Regions from separate parts of the Mus musculus genome. Here region 2 is linked to region 1. A link is a contact called in ENCODE POLR2A ChIA-PET data. All regions are on one chromosome and are shown on one strand. Each heading gives the region's core, a stretch centred on a gene start or an enhancer-like site at or near the end of the contact. The rest is flanking DNA. Distances are from core to core; before and after follow the strand shown.

The links. ChIA-PET counts read pairs that join two places held with the same protein, here RNA polymerase II (POLR2A).
Region 2: POLR2A ChIA-PET joins it to region 1 with 10 read pairs in embryonic stem cell. The contact joins the promoter of Tmem126b here to the promoter of Hikeshi in region 1. POLR2A ChIA-PET finds 5 or more read pairs at or near these places in 2 of 5 experiments (Patski and embryonic stem cell).

Annotation. Positions count from the first base shown.
Region 1 is chr7:89,938,759-89,946,269 of GRCm38, forward strand. It overlaps Hikeshi (heat shock protein nuclear import factor), which reads right to left and starts at 2,446. Exons shown (of 5, transcript NM_026304.3): 1 at 2,211-2,446. The coding sequence starts at 2,240.
Region 2 is chr7:90,473,917-90,480,586 of GRCm38, forward strand. Tmem126b (transmembrane protein 126B) reads right to left here and starts at 2,079. Exons shown (of 5, transcript NM_026734.2): 1 at 1,979-2,079. The coding sequence starts at 2,059. It also overlaps a transcript of Dlg2 not described here.

The sequences.
Region 1 (7,511 bases), core at 1,196-3,695:
CCAACCTCAAATTCCTGTCTCCACCTCCCAAGTACTAGAATTACAGCTGTGTGTCACCATATCCAACTACACAGTCTAATCCTTGACTTTAATTAAACAAAAAATGGGGGTAGGAGAATCTTTCCTTTCTTTGAGTTCTTTTTCCTTAAGAAGAAAACAAAAAAACCTAGGGCTAGTTAAGAGCACCGACTGCTCTTCCAAAGGTCCTGGGTTCAATTCCCAGCAACTACATGGTGGCTTACAAACCATCTGTAATGGAATCTGATGCCCTCTTTTGGTGTGTCTGAAGACAGCTACAGTGTACTTAAATATATCAAATAAATAAATGTTATAAAAAAAACCTAAGGTTGTGGTGACGAAGGCTTTTAATCCTCCAGCACTGGGGAGGCAGAGGTAGACAGATCTGAGTTTGAGGCTAGCCCGTTCTATAGAGCAAACTTCCAGGACACCTGGAACTACACAGAGAAATCCTGTCTTATAGAAATAAAAGGAAAAAGAAAAGACTCAAAGAATGAAAATTAGGTTTGTAAGTTTCAATAGGTGGTTTTTCTAGCAAAAGAATGGAGTTAAGTTCTGAGATGCTAGTAGTTCTATTTGTCCTTCATTTTCATTTATGTCTAATGATATACAATTCCAAGCCCCCAAAAAAATCTTGTCTTAAAGAAATATCCACTGGATATTTATCATATAAATTTAATGTTGGGCAAATAAAGCATATAGCCGGAAATTCCCTTCCAGATTAGCTCACAACATAACACAGACTCTACATAGGGTTTCATTGGTTTGTTTCGTTCTGTGGTAATGGGGTTTGAGGCCACATTTTGGGCTTACAATAATTCTGAGCTGGCTGTGCTGGCACACACCTTTAACCCAGCACTTGGATCTCTGAGTTCAAGGCCATCCTGGTCTGCAGAGTCCTAGGACAGCCAGCCAGGCGTACAGAGAGAAGGACCGGTCTCAAAAAAGACAGGAAAAAAGTGTTTTAACTACTGAACTACCCCACCACTGTTTTAGAGCCAGGGTCTAGCCTTGCAACTGTGGGTCTCCTCCCTCAGCCTTCTGAAGAGCTGGAAATACAGGTGTAAGACACGAAGCTGGGCTTTATTAATGGCAGACATCTGAGGAACACGTTCTTCTCAAATTGTTTCTTTCATCTTCCAAACCCCAGAGCTCCTACTGGGACATTCCAAAAGCTATTGACCAGGGTTAGCACTACCTCACCTCCACAGGAGCCTCCCATTCACTGCAGACAGAAGTCCATGGTTTCTTGGAACCACGTGTTTTTCTTAAGAGCAGCGTGTATAGAATACATTATCAAAAGCTGGTGAAAACGGAGGCGTGGAGCTCTCGCTTACCACACGTGAGGCACAATTTAACAAAGAGGTTGCAGTATTTAACAAAACAAGGAGAAACAAAACAAGAATAGCTCTAAAGAGAAAGGAGTCACGTCTCAAGACGGATACATCGCTGGTTTCTAAAGAGCAAACAAGATTCACTCTGGTTACTCCTCAACCACTCCCGCACTCATTTCATTTCATTTCATTCTAAGGCTCTGGCTAAGCAAGGGCATCTCTCTGACCAAAAAGAAAGCATTGTACTCGAATCCTTTAGTTATCACAGGTACGGCTCACACCTAAATTTCAGTCATTTCTATTAAGCAACTTGCAATTATTGTATTTTAAACTGGGTCGGTAAACTTCTGAAAGGGGGGGGGGGGCCTTCCAAAGACACCAAAAAGGAAAAACAAAACAAAACACCTTCATTGTCCGGAAAATTGAATTTTTCCGAAAACCACTTAGCTTTAGATTACAAATCTCAGCTTTACTTCTAAGTAGCATTATCAATTTACAAGAGTAATTACTACACTATCTACTGAGTGTACGTTCCTGAACAGCAAAGAGAGAAAGACTAGCTCACGAGTTACCACGGTTACGGCGAAATGCCGTACAGAAGGCTGAAATTAACAAGTAACTACAGCACTCAACCCAGCAGGTGGAACAAAATCCGCACTCAACAAAATGCAGTCACATCCTGACAGCCTCGCAAACACAGCTAAGAGTGGGGCCAGCGTCCCATTGCCCGTCCGTCGCACACGCCCAGGAAAAAAAGCACAATGACCAGGTTTCCCCGCGTTCCAAGCGCCGTGCACCGTGCCACCACCCAGCTCTCAGTCACCGACCCCTTCCTGCCACCGCCCGGGCCATCCTCACCAGCCTCCCCGCCACCAGGCAGCCAAACATGGCAGCGCCCTCGGCGCCTCTGCTAGGCCAGCGGGCACCTCAGGCCGGACACCAGGAATTCCGCAGCCACTGTCCTAATTGAACTCAAGAACCTTCCAGAATTTGCAGGAAGGAACGTGACCCTCCACTACATAACAACACAGGAACGCATCTGGGCCGGCGACCTCTGACCCTTCCTTCCTAACTTGCACGCCTCTCCGGAACGAGTACTTCCGGGTCATTACACCCATTTCCTCCTTCTAAGGTAGTAAGGAGGAGCTGGTATCGCGCTAAGACTACAAATCCCATAGTGCAGTGCGCCAGCCTCCCAGAGGGCGAGCCGGGAGAATTTGAAAGTTACTACTGATAGTACATGATTTCCGTGCCTGTGTGAGTCAAAGTTTCTAAAGGTGGTGCTGGGAGAAGACCTTTCTGGCGGTTGTGTAACATTTTAGGAGTAACAATACGCCTTTGCCAGAATCGTTTCACCCAGCCTCTCCTTTCAAAAGCTTAATGGGATAAATATTATCTCCGTTTTATACGGAGGGCAATTGGTTCGGCATAACCTGCCCGGAAGCTTGAAAAATTGATTTTTGGAGCGTAAATTCAAGTTGCAACCAACTTACTGCATTCTTCCTGACAAACATTATATCAAAAATGTTAATATATTTTTATCTCATTTTTATGGCAGTGTCTTATTACCTAGCCCAGGTAGACCTCGAACTTGTGCACTCCTTTCTCAGCCTCCAATTGCTGGAATTATAGGCGTGGACCACTAAAGCTATAGAGGTCCAGAAGTCCTTTTCCCCACTAAATACTAGTTTTAACACGTAGTTGTGTTCTTGCTTATATTTCTTGTAGTGCTTCACTTGTGCTTCCTCCCCGCCCCAACTAATGTGCTGTACAACTGTAGGCAAGCTATATAACAGCTTCATCAGTCAATCATCTGCAAACTGAGACAAATAGACCTATTGGGTTGCTGGAAGGATTAAATGATGAATTAATTGATAACTGCCACTAAGAATAGGGTCTGGTGCTGCTTAGGGAGTTTTGTTGTAAAAATGCCTTTTAAAAAAAATAATAATCTAAGTTTTCTCACTTTGGGGAGTTGTTTTCCAAGACAGGGTTTCTCGATGTAGCCTGAGCTGTTCTGGAACTCACTCTAGACCAGACTGGCATCAAACTCAGATCTGCTTCCCTCTACCTGCTAAATGCTACAATTAAAAGTATCTGATACTAGCTGGGCGTGGTGGCGCACACCTTTAATCCCACACATGGGAGGCAGAGGCAGGCAGATTTCTGAGTTCGAGGCCAGCCTGGTCTACAAAGTGAGTTCCAGGACAGCCAAGGCTACACGGAGAAACCCTGTCTCAAAAAGCCAAAAAATAAAAAAGTGTGTGACACTGCTGCTCATCTTTTGGGATTGGTGTTTGTTTGTTTGTTTTTATTCATTTATTTGTCTCTCTGTTTGTTTGTTTTTTAAATAGACAAGGTTTTGCATAATTTAGACTAGCCTGGACCGTGCTGTGTAGTCGAGGATAATACTGGATTCCTGATCCTTCTCCTCCACCTCCCGAGGGCTGGCATTACACACACACACAGCCCCATAACTGACTGACTTGTCCTTTGAGTTCTGGATGCATTTCCAGAAAAGGCTCATTGGAAACACAAAACATTATCTAAAGGAAGTAGCACCAAGGATCGACCGCCACCGCCACCGCACTCATTCTCCCTTTTTCAGCTTTAATCCCTGTGCCTTTTGCATGAGGAAAGAACACAGTCTTTTCGAAGCTTGATCTATCTGAGCATGGACCACCAGCCATAACAGGTCTCTCTTCCCCAGTGCAAACAGTGCAAGTCTTCTTCTTTTTTTTTTTTTTTGGTTTTTCGAGACAGGGTTTCTCTGTGTAGCCCTGGCTGTCCTGGAACTCACTCTGTAGACCAGGCTGGCCTCGAAATCCGCCTGCCTCTGCCTCCTGAACTTAGACTAGAAAGGATGTACGTAGTAAGACCACTGGCCGTCAGATTGCTTCTGTTCACTTCAGGCATTTACCAGCTGCATGATACACTGGCTAACCTAACATTCTCTTGTCTCTTTTTCACCATTTTTTTTTTTTTGGTTTTTTTTTTTTTTTTTTTTTTTTTTCGAGACAGGGTTTCTCTGTGTAGCCCTGGCTGTCCTGGAGCTCACTTTGTAGATCAGGCTGGCCTCGAACTCAGAAATCCGCCTGCCTCTGCCTCCCAAGTGCTGGGATTAAAGGCGTGCGCCACCATGCCCGGCTTTCACCATTTTTAAAATGGAATATTATCAGGATTTACCTAATAGGGTCGCTTTGATGGTTCTTACCTGTGAAATACTAAATAGTGGGTAGACTCCCGCTCAGTGTCAGTGATTCACTTTGCAGGGTTTCCTGTATAACTTCCCACCTTGGGTTCTGTGCATGTTCTGACTTTAGGAGCAACTCATACTATTCAACTTATATGTTCTTAGGCAACGTTTTCATTTGTCTGTGATGTGCATTTGATTGTTGCTCCTTTCCTTATAAGACAATCTTATTAGTAGCTTGAGAGCTGGCTAGCTTAGAAACTTTGTAATGATCTCTAGCTGTTTATTAATTAATTAACTTAGTCTTAGTCTTTATTATATAGGACTTGCTTTTTTTTTTTTTTACCATTTTCTGGTAGATAATTTTAGTTCTAGATTGGACAGAGAATTAGAGACAATAATTTAGTAACCTTTCTCCACATTAGATATCTGTAGAGTTAGGTCTGATTCTTCCTCCTAGCCCCGTGCTCCCAGAAATAAGACTCAGACTTTGACTAGATCATAATGTAAAATAGCCCGTTTATTCTAATCTATATTTCTTACCCGCGTTCACGCGACCGGCCAGGAAGAACGCAACAAACCGGAATCTTCTACGGCAAAACTTTATTGCTTACATCTTCAGGAGCAAGAGTGCAAGAGAGCAAGAGCGCAAGAGCTTTATTGCTTACATCTTCAGGAGCAAGAAGCAAGAGCCAGAGCAAGAGAGCAAAAAGGCGAAACCCTGTCCCTTTTTCAGGAGAATTATCCTCCGCCTAGGACGTGTCACTCCCTGATTGGCTGCAGCCCATCGGCCGAGTTGTCGTCACGGGGAAGGCAGAGCACATGGGGTGGAGAACTACCCTTGGCACATGCGCAGATTATTTGTTTACCACTTAGAACACAGGATGTCAGCGCCATCTTGTAACGGCGAATGTGAGGGCGGCTTCCTACATATATTCTGCTACATGGCTGAGTACCTTTGCTCAAGCACCATGTGTCTGTACTCCTCACAGCTTCCCCGGCTAATCTCCCACACCTAGCTCTATCCCAGAATCCTTTCTGCCTCCCCGGTATTCCTCCTGCTATTCTACCCTTTCTTATAGGCCATAGGTTTTTAATTGACAGCTGATACATACATACATACATACAACAAGATATTCTCTCTACAATTCCCCCCTTTTAGTCTAATAAAAGGTTCCTTTTCTTCCAAATATAAATTGAATACAATTATAACAATTATGAAAACTGTAAGGTATGATATATATTTAAAATGTCCAGTCTATGTATAGTATTTGGCAGTTAGGGAACTTTTTCTATTATCTATCATATCTTGGTGTATTCAAAGTTTTTGTACCTAACTCAACTTGTATTACCAACTTAAAAACAGCTTTTTAGACTAACACATCTTCTTAAATTCTAAATAACTCAAGCTTAATTTTCAGACTTTAACTATCAAGTTTTCAAGCTCATCAGAGACCTGAGAAGGAATAAATTATACCTGAGTATACAGAAAGTGTAGGCAAGCAGCCTTCAAGCCTAAGAATTGACAGACAGTATATGTGGCAGTATATATGGCAGCCATATTTATGAAGCAGGAATTATGAAGAACTTGCTTGCAATACCTTGTATTGCCAGAGTCCAGCAGTCAACTTCCTGTATCCATTTGTCCTTTCTGGACAGCATGTTTTCTGTAATTGAGACATGGTCATTTTCTTTGCCCAGTGGCCAGCTTGCCTCAATTGAAGCACCTCCATATGGAGGTTATTGATGTTCATCATCTTCTTCCAAATTAAATGGGATGCTGCCAGGAGCTGACATGTCTCATAGTCAAAAAGATCTTTAATTAAGAAAGCATCTTTAAATGCCATATTCTGTTGACCTCTGAGGTTTTTGAAGACTATTATCTGTAGTATATCTGAATTGTCAAACATTGTGTGTTCTTTGCTATTTATTATCTATTAACTTGTATTTCTTAATCATCCCTAATAGTTCCTAACTTGCATTTTTTATTATTCCTAACAGTTTTAAATAGAAGCATTCAAAAGGACTAGAACTTTATATTACATCTTTAAGAATTATATAAATACAATACCTCAAATGTTGAAAACATACATATTATATGTATCAAAATTAACCTTAAATTTGTATCAATATACAATAACCTATATCACTATATCAAAATAACTTTATTTCTCTATCAATATACAAAGTTCTGTATGAATATAATAAAATATAAACTCAACTTTGCATCAAAATTCAAAGATCTCTACCAATGTTAAGATTATGACTATAGGACTGGTGAGATGGCTCAGCGGTTAAGAGCGCCAACTGCTCTTCCAAAGGTCCTGAGTTCAAATCCCAGCAACCACATGGTGGCTCACAACTATCCTTAAGGAAATCTGATGCCCTCTTCTGGAGTGTCTGAAAACAGCTACATATAATATATATTATGATTATGAATATATGAATATATATATGATTATGACTATAAAATGTTTTTTTGATTTAAGAGTAGATTCAAAGCCAGGCGTGGTGGAGCATGTATTTAATCTCAGCACTTGGGAGGCAGAGGCAGGCGGATTTCTGAGTTCAAGGCCAGCCTGGTCTAGAGAGTAAGTTCCAGGACAGCCAGGGCTACACAGAGAAACCCTGTCTCGAAAAACCAAAATAAAATAAAATAAAATAAGAGTAGATTCAATAATCTACCCCTTTTGTCTAATATTCTTATAATATTTTTATATCCTCCCTTTTTTTCAACCCCTTTCCCTTACCTAATAAAGAAAGAAGAATAGAGAGAAAAGGAAAGAGAAAAAGAAATCCCTGAATCTATCCTCCCTACTTTGTTTCCTCCCTGTCCAAGACCATGACTAACATCCAACAGCCATTGAATGACCAAAAAATCCTCCAACCTGCCTCTTGGGAATTGGGTAAAGTTTTCTTTTTGGGTCTGAAGAAAAATGGGAAAGTGGTTAAGTCTTAAGAAAGCT
Region 2 (6,670 bases), core at 829-3,328, 530 kb after region 1:
AAAGCCTAAGCCAGTTTGGGAGATTATTTTGGGGCTAAGGGAAGGTAGGAGAGAACAGAAAGTGCTTTAGAAAGTGGAGAAACAACAACAACAACAACAACAACAACAAGTCAGAGTTGGGTACTGTTCCAGCCTGGGAAGAGGGAGTGCACCATAGTTATCTTGGACTTTATGTTGCAATTCAGTTTTCTAGTAGGGCCTAGGGTAGAAAGCAGGCAGGGTCTTTGTCAGAAATAGCTATGGGTTATACTGTGAAGCCTGGACAAAGGGAATGAACTCAGGGTTTGTAAGGTCTCTGTGTCCCATGTGATAAGCCAATAGTTGCCCACATTAAGAACCATAAGAGTTTCACCAAGAGATTAGAAAATCCATTCCAGATTCCTTTTTGAGTTTCTGGCTATACATAAGACTTTTGGGTCTCTGGAAACACTTGTTAAATCCTTTGGTACTATGACATTTTATGTATCTTACGAGTATTCCATTTCATTCAAACAAAGATATATGGACACTTCCTACAAATCCAAAATTCTGGTTTTAAATATTTACTTATTTCATCAGTGAGATGTCTACTGATTCAAAGTTCAGTGCTTTTTATTTTTTGCTCTACATTTTCTAGATTAATCCATGAGAAGTTATAAAGTCAAAGGTTCATTACAGATGACATGCTAACATTTATAAGTGATGAGCATATAATAAGCCTAAAATTAATGAAAAAAAAAATGGAGCCTGACTCCAGGAAATCAACACACACAAAGAATGGGTTCCTTGATCTTCTTAAGGTGGTATACAATTGATCAAAAGACCAGTATTTCTGCCTTAATACAACACAGCATTTAAGTCAGTTCTTTAAGATAGCTGAGAAGGGGGGTGGGCAGAGCAGGCATAAAATACTTTACAAATTATATTTTTTTGGGGGGGACTAGACTTACATCTTTTGCTCCCCCCTCCTTCTGCTATCCAAATGGAAAAATGGAAGAAGAAATAGTATTTTCTAAGGAGGATTCTCTAACCAATCCATCTAGTGTACGATGAAGGCAGATATTAATAGCATCATGGCTAATCAAAAAAACGTAGAGAAATTTTTGTTCTGTTCTCATCCAATTCCCTGAACAGCCCTCTTCACCACCCACAGAAAATTTCCAGGCCTTTAAGACAGCTTTGGGGAAAAGGGTACCCACAATTATGGCTGCAGGACAGTCAATATTGAAATAATCAAAAGCAACAGCAAATATTTTTGGCATCTGGCATTTGCAAGGGTTTCACTACACTCTCCTTAATTAAGGAGATATAGATTATTAACTTGCCCAGAGTTTTTTGTTTTGTTTTGTTTTAACTTATTTTTGTGCTGTTGGTATAGACGCCTGGGCTTCAGGCCTGACAAGTGCTCCATCATCAGATTCCAAGGAAGTCTTTCAGCAAGAACTGAAAATGAAGATTTTTGCCACAACCAACGTTTAATCTGAGAGTTAAGGAAGTTCAAAGTCACTCAACTGATTAGATCACCATCCTTATACACGTTAAGTGCATTTGTGTGGGCGTATGGCCTGCAAAGTGTGTGTGTGTTGTATCTTTAAGTGTATTATTTGACCTTCAGAATTTTATTCAACATGATTTGTCCAGCCGTGGTGGATATTAGGTTCTCGGGTAATCAAAAAAGTGAATGCATTCAAGAAGCCATCATAACCTTGCGTTAAGTCAGAACACATCAAATCAATAAAATGCAGGAGACTTAAACAGAATGAGAGAACTGGAGGTCGGGCCGGGTGGGGTAAGGCGATAAAGTATTTGTAATTGAAGAAAGGTCCTCGAGAAAGAGAAACAAGCTGCATTTAATCGGCGTAGACTTCAGGTCTACGCTGTTCGGAACTAGAGATTTGATTACACTCTACATAAAGTCGGGTTCGGTTCTATTTGCTCAAATCCTTCACGTGCATCATCTCCGAGGAGGCGACCCACACCACCCTAGATTTCCGCCTACCTGGGGTGCTTCCCTATTTCCCTCCTGCACAACACCAGCAACCTTCGACTCGGACCAACTTGGTCGCTGGGACGCCGCCATCTTAGCGCCTCACGTGACTGACAGGAGGGCGTGGCCGGAGCGCCTGGGGCGGGACTTGCAGCTGTCTGACAGCTCGTACCTTTAGTCCGGTACTCCCCCACCCAGTCAAAAGCCGCGCCCTCCAGCCGGGCGGAGGTTGGGCGTGGCGTCGCAGAAGTGCGATCTCTCATTGGCTCCGAGGAAGGCTCAGGGTCAGGGGCCCGCCCCTAGCCAGCCTTGCCTTGTCCTCTGCCAAATTGTCAGCCTGGCCAACCTGAAGGGAACCAGGGGCGGTTCGGGCGCAGGCCTGTTGCTGCGCGCCTTCTTCTCAGGGCGGCTGGGGTAACCGAGCCCTGGTAGTTCCTTCGGCCCGGTCGGTGTGTTAAGGCTGTGGTTTCTAAGGTTCCTCCTCAGAGCCTCCAGCCCGTCTCCCCGGCGCGGCCACAGCAGCACGGGCTAGCCTGCTCTCTACAGTCTTCAGTCCCCATAGTCCACCCTCAAGCCCCGCTTGGAAAGGGTTCAGTTAGAAATATCCCTTTTCCCTGCTCCCCCGAAGAGCCCTGGTCGGCCAGTGTTTTAGGGGTGGATGGTGCTGCGAGGAGGCCAGGCGCGCTTCCGTGCACGTGAAATGCCCAGCAGCGTCTGCCAGACCCGCAACCCCCGACCCTCCAGTCTCCATGTCTTAGGCAAGCCAAATTCGAGAGTTATATAATTTCTAGTGCTGCTGTTTCTCTTGCCCGAGGAAACACTTCATCGCTTGGAGGGTGCAGGACATTTCGGTGCTCTTCTGTATAAGATCGGGGTGTGGGCAGGGGTGGCCAGCGGTGGCAGAGAAATGTCTTTTCTGCAAAAGGAAGGTGGGTAGATTGGAGAGAGACTGAGAAAGGGTGGATGTGGAAGCCAAACAGCTGCACTCTCATTTAGGAAATCGCGGACTATTTGCATAGTGTGTGATTGCATGCCTAATACTACTACAGCGTCTCTGAAAACACCTTTTGGGGAAGGTTTGGTTTCTCCTTTCCAGCAGCCTCAGTGTTTTTCTTCGCCGGATAGGAAGCTGCTTGTTTGCGAAGAGATGGCATGATGTGAATGACTCCAGTGTGAAGAAGTCTGCTTCGCCAAATCATCCTGCATCAAGTGCCCATTGAATAGCACTGTCACTTTAATGTCTCCATGCCAAGGGATTGCCTTCCTTCTTTTCAATCCTCTCAGTTAATACACAGGAGGATCAGGATCTGAGGGGCATTAAGGATCAAGCCTTGGGGGCTTGGAGACCACAGAAGAAAAATAGGAAAGTGACAAGCTGGATAGTGTTTTACTGAGGGGCGAGAAACAGAACCAGTAAATAGAAGGGGGCCTTTGAATCTCTCTTTTGCCCCCAGAAAACTGTCCAAACTCACACACCCCTGAAAAGACTAGAGTAAGACGTTTTTAAAAGTGTTTTTGAAGGGGAAGTTTAAACTTTTTCCTAAAAATTGATGCTCTTTATTACGAACCATGTCGAACATGTATAAATTAATAAGTCAACCGTCCTAAAATTGGTTTGTGCCTTAATTGAGTTAGTTATTGAACATCTAAAAGTGTTGCTGCCTGAAGAGGAGTTTTAGTAACATTTTCTATGCATAAGATAACTTTCTCAGCTTTTAAAACAAGAATATATATTTTACAAAAATTGAAAAACTTGCTATTTTTTTCTTTGAAGACCTTGGGCAGTGTAATGTTTGGTTGTGGAGAAAGGCATCATTTTTTTCTTTATTTGAAATAGAAGACTCAGCCTGGATATCAAGGCTGAACGGTGAAGAGATTTGCAACAGTTAACCTGGTTCCATCTCCATTCAGCTGGATCAAGCAGAGACTGAAACTCAGAGATCTTGAGTCCAGAGTCAGTGGAGAGACCCAAGAATGCCAGTCAAGAAGAAAGGTGGGCTATGAGGTTCATACATAACATATGATTTTCCTTTTTCTTGGCTGTGGTTTTTGTAATTTAAATTGTATTCTATTGCAGGGCAAAATTTTGCCTGGTTTTGAGTAAATATTTACTGCAATGAATATCTGCTCAGTAGTACCTTTTCAGTAATATTTTATTATAGTAAAGTTAAGGTAATACTATAGACATATGTAAATTAATGAACCAGGTAGTTAATGTCACCATTTGTAATCAGAATAGATTCGGTGCTATAGGTTTGGGGTTTAAAGCTCAGTTTAAATAATCTTTTAAAAAGAAACTTGTACAGTGGAGTTTTTCCCCATGAGCTTGATACTTATTGAATGATTATGTAGGTGTAACATAAGGCAACATTTGTAAAATCATAGCTTTATTTCTTATACTTAAAAATAGACTTCATATTTGAGTTTATTCCAGTGTATGTCTTCCCTTCCGTGGTAATTCACAACTTTGATAGTTTATTTTATTATTCAGTAACATGTTTTGGGAAATTCCCTCAAGTAAAGCATATACTTGCTCTTTTCTTCCTTTCAGTAACCCTTATCACTTTGATCAGAATCCCATGGGGTTCCTGGAGCATGGTCTATTATAGATCAGAGAGCTTAAGGGTTCACCTTAGCTGAGATGAACTTTGTTCCACAGAAGCTTAGTGAAATGAGACCTTTATGTTTTTACAGATGACATCAGTAATAAAGTTTATGGAGAATTTTGAATAAAAATTTAGACTACCTTTGAAGTTTATTGTTCTGGGCTAGTATAGATCCGAATGTTGTCCAGTTATGTTGATTGCTATGATATTGAATTAGAGACCTAAACTGTAGGTTACATCTAGAGAATTCATATGGTGTTTTATGTTATTTAATCCATTGGCTTCTGGGTTTGGAAGATGTATTAAAAACACAGTCAATGAGATGCTTTTTTGGGAAAATAGTCCATGTAAAGGGGGACAGAGCTATCAGAAACTGTTGAACCATCGAGAATTGTACTTTTGCACCCTGGGGTTGAAAAGTGGAATTGTTTCCTCCTTTATCATTCCCCGTGAGACTACTTACTGAAAGAGGTGAGCTGTCTTTGATATTTTGGAGCTGTACCTGGACATGATTGGTTTATATGGATAAAGAAAGAAAGGTTTGGGAAATGTAGCCAATAAACAATGTCTTTGATTTCCTTAACTCAGTGTGTGGTTTTTTTTTTTTTTTTTAACTTTCTACCATTTCTGCTGATAAATATTTTTGAAGTACCTTATTTCATTGCTTATAATTAAAAGTGACAGAGAGAGAAGGAAGGGAGGAAGAGAAGAGGAGAACCACAATTGATGAACATGTCCACAGACTGAACTCAGGGGTTCTAAAGCCAACAGGCTCAGTTTCTTAAAAAACTTCCAGAAATTGCTCACATATTATTGAAAGTTAATAGTTCAAGAGAAAATTTAGTTATTCTCTTTGTCTTCCTTTCTTCTTTAAAAAGTGAGTGGATATAATGAGATTAAATTTTTAAAGGTTATGAAGAAATTCTTCTAAAAGGGTATATATTTGAATAACATTAACCTATAATGAATTGATCTAGAGAATTTATATTGTTCTTTAACAATATAAATTAAAATTATTAATATTAACATAGCTTGAAATAGAGGCAACTAGTCAAATTATTACATGTGTTTTGTTATTCTAATTGCTAAGATTGCTATGTCTACTGCTTCTACAATATAAGAAAAGTATTTGAGATTTTAAATTAGATTCTTTAGGTAAGACTGTCCTTCATTCTTATGAATACTTTCCTCAGTTTATTGCTCCATGGTATAGATATGCAATATGCTAGGATGAGCTTGACTCACTGTGATTTAAGATAACCACTCATTGTCAAATGCATCAATTTCACCTTTCCTTCCCACCCTCATCTCTGCACATGCTTACAGACCTGTTTTGTCAACTGAAGGCTCTTTTGTTTTATTGTTATTGTTTTTCTTGAGTTTCCTTTTAGACTTCAGGAATCTATTATCTGTAGAAGTAGCTTGATTTACTCACAATTAAACCTATAGAACAATCTTTGACATATTTTTGTTTGTAAAAATGTAAAGTTAATTCAAAGTAAGATATGATGCAAGACCATAGAGAGCTGCAGACACTCCTTGAATTGAATGAAAGAGTGTCCTGTTGAGTTATTAATCCTACAACAAAAGGTAGTGATAGTTTGGGCTTCATGCTCTCTGTAGAAAATGCTGGTTTAAGTTGTTCCAATAGGACTTTTTAGTACAATGAAGTTTTATTCTTCAACTTAAAAAAATCATAATTATTATGTATGGGAAGGCAATAATTCCTTTTATTAACTTGTGATAGATCCCTTTCATGTCTGTGATTTTGTAAACATGTTCTAGTTGTCTTCTGGGTATCTTTTATACTTGTGTACATCTACTCCTGATGTTTTGCAATTGTTCTCAGTGTATAACCAGGTTCATATAAAGACATGTTTATCATATACTGAAATATTATTTTCATATACGAGCATTGGCAGCATATCTTCAGAAAGGAAGCTGGATATTTTATATTTTGTTGCATATAATTCAGAAATCTAAAATATGATGATGTTATATATCTTATTGCCATGCTTAAAATTGAGATTGGTATTTCATGGCTAAAATCTTTTATAGCCGGACTTTTGGCTGACTATATTCTCTTTAAAAAAAAAAC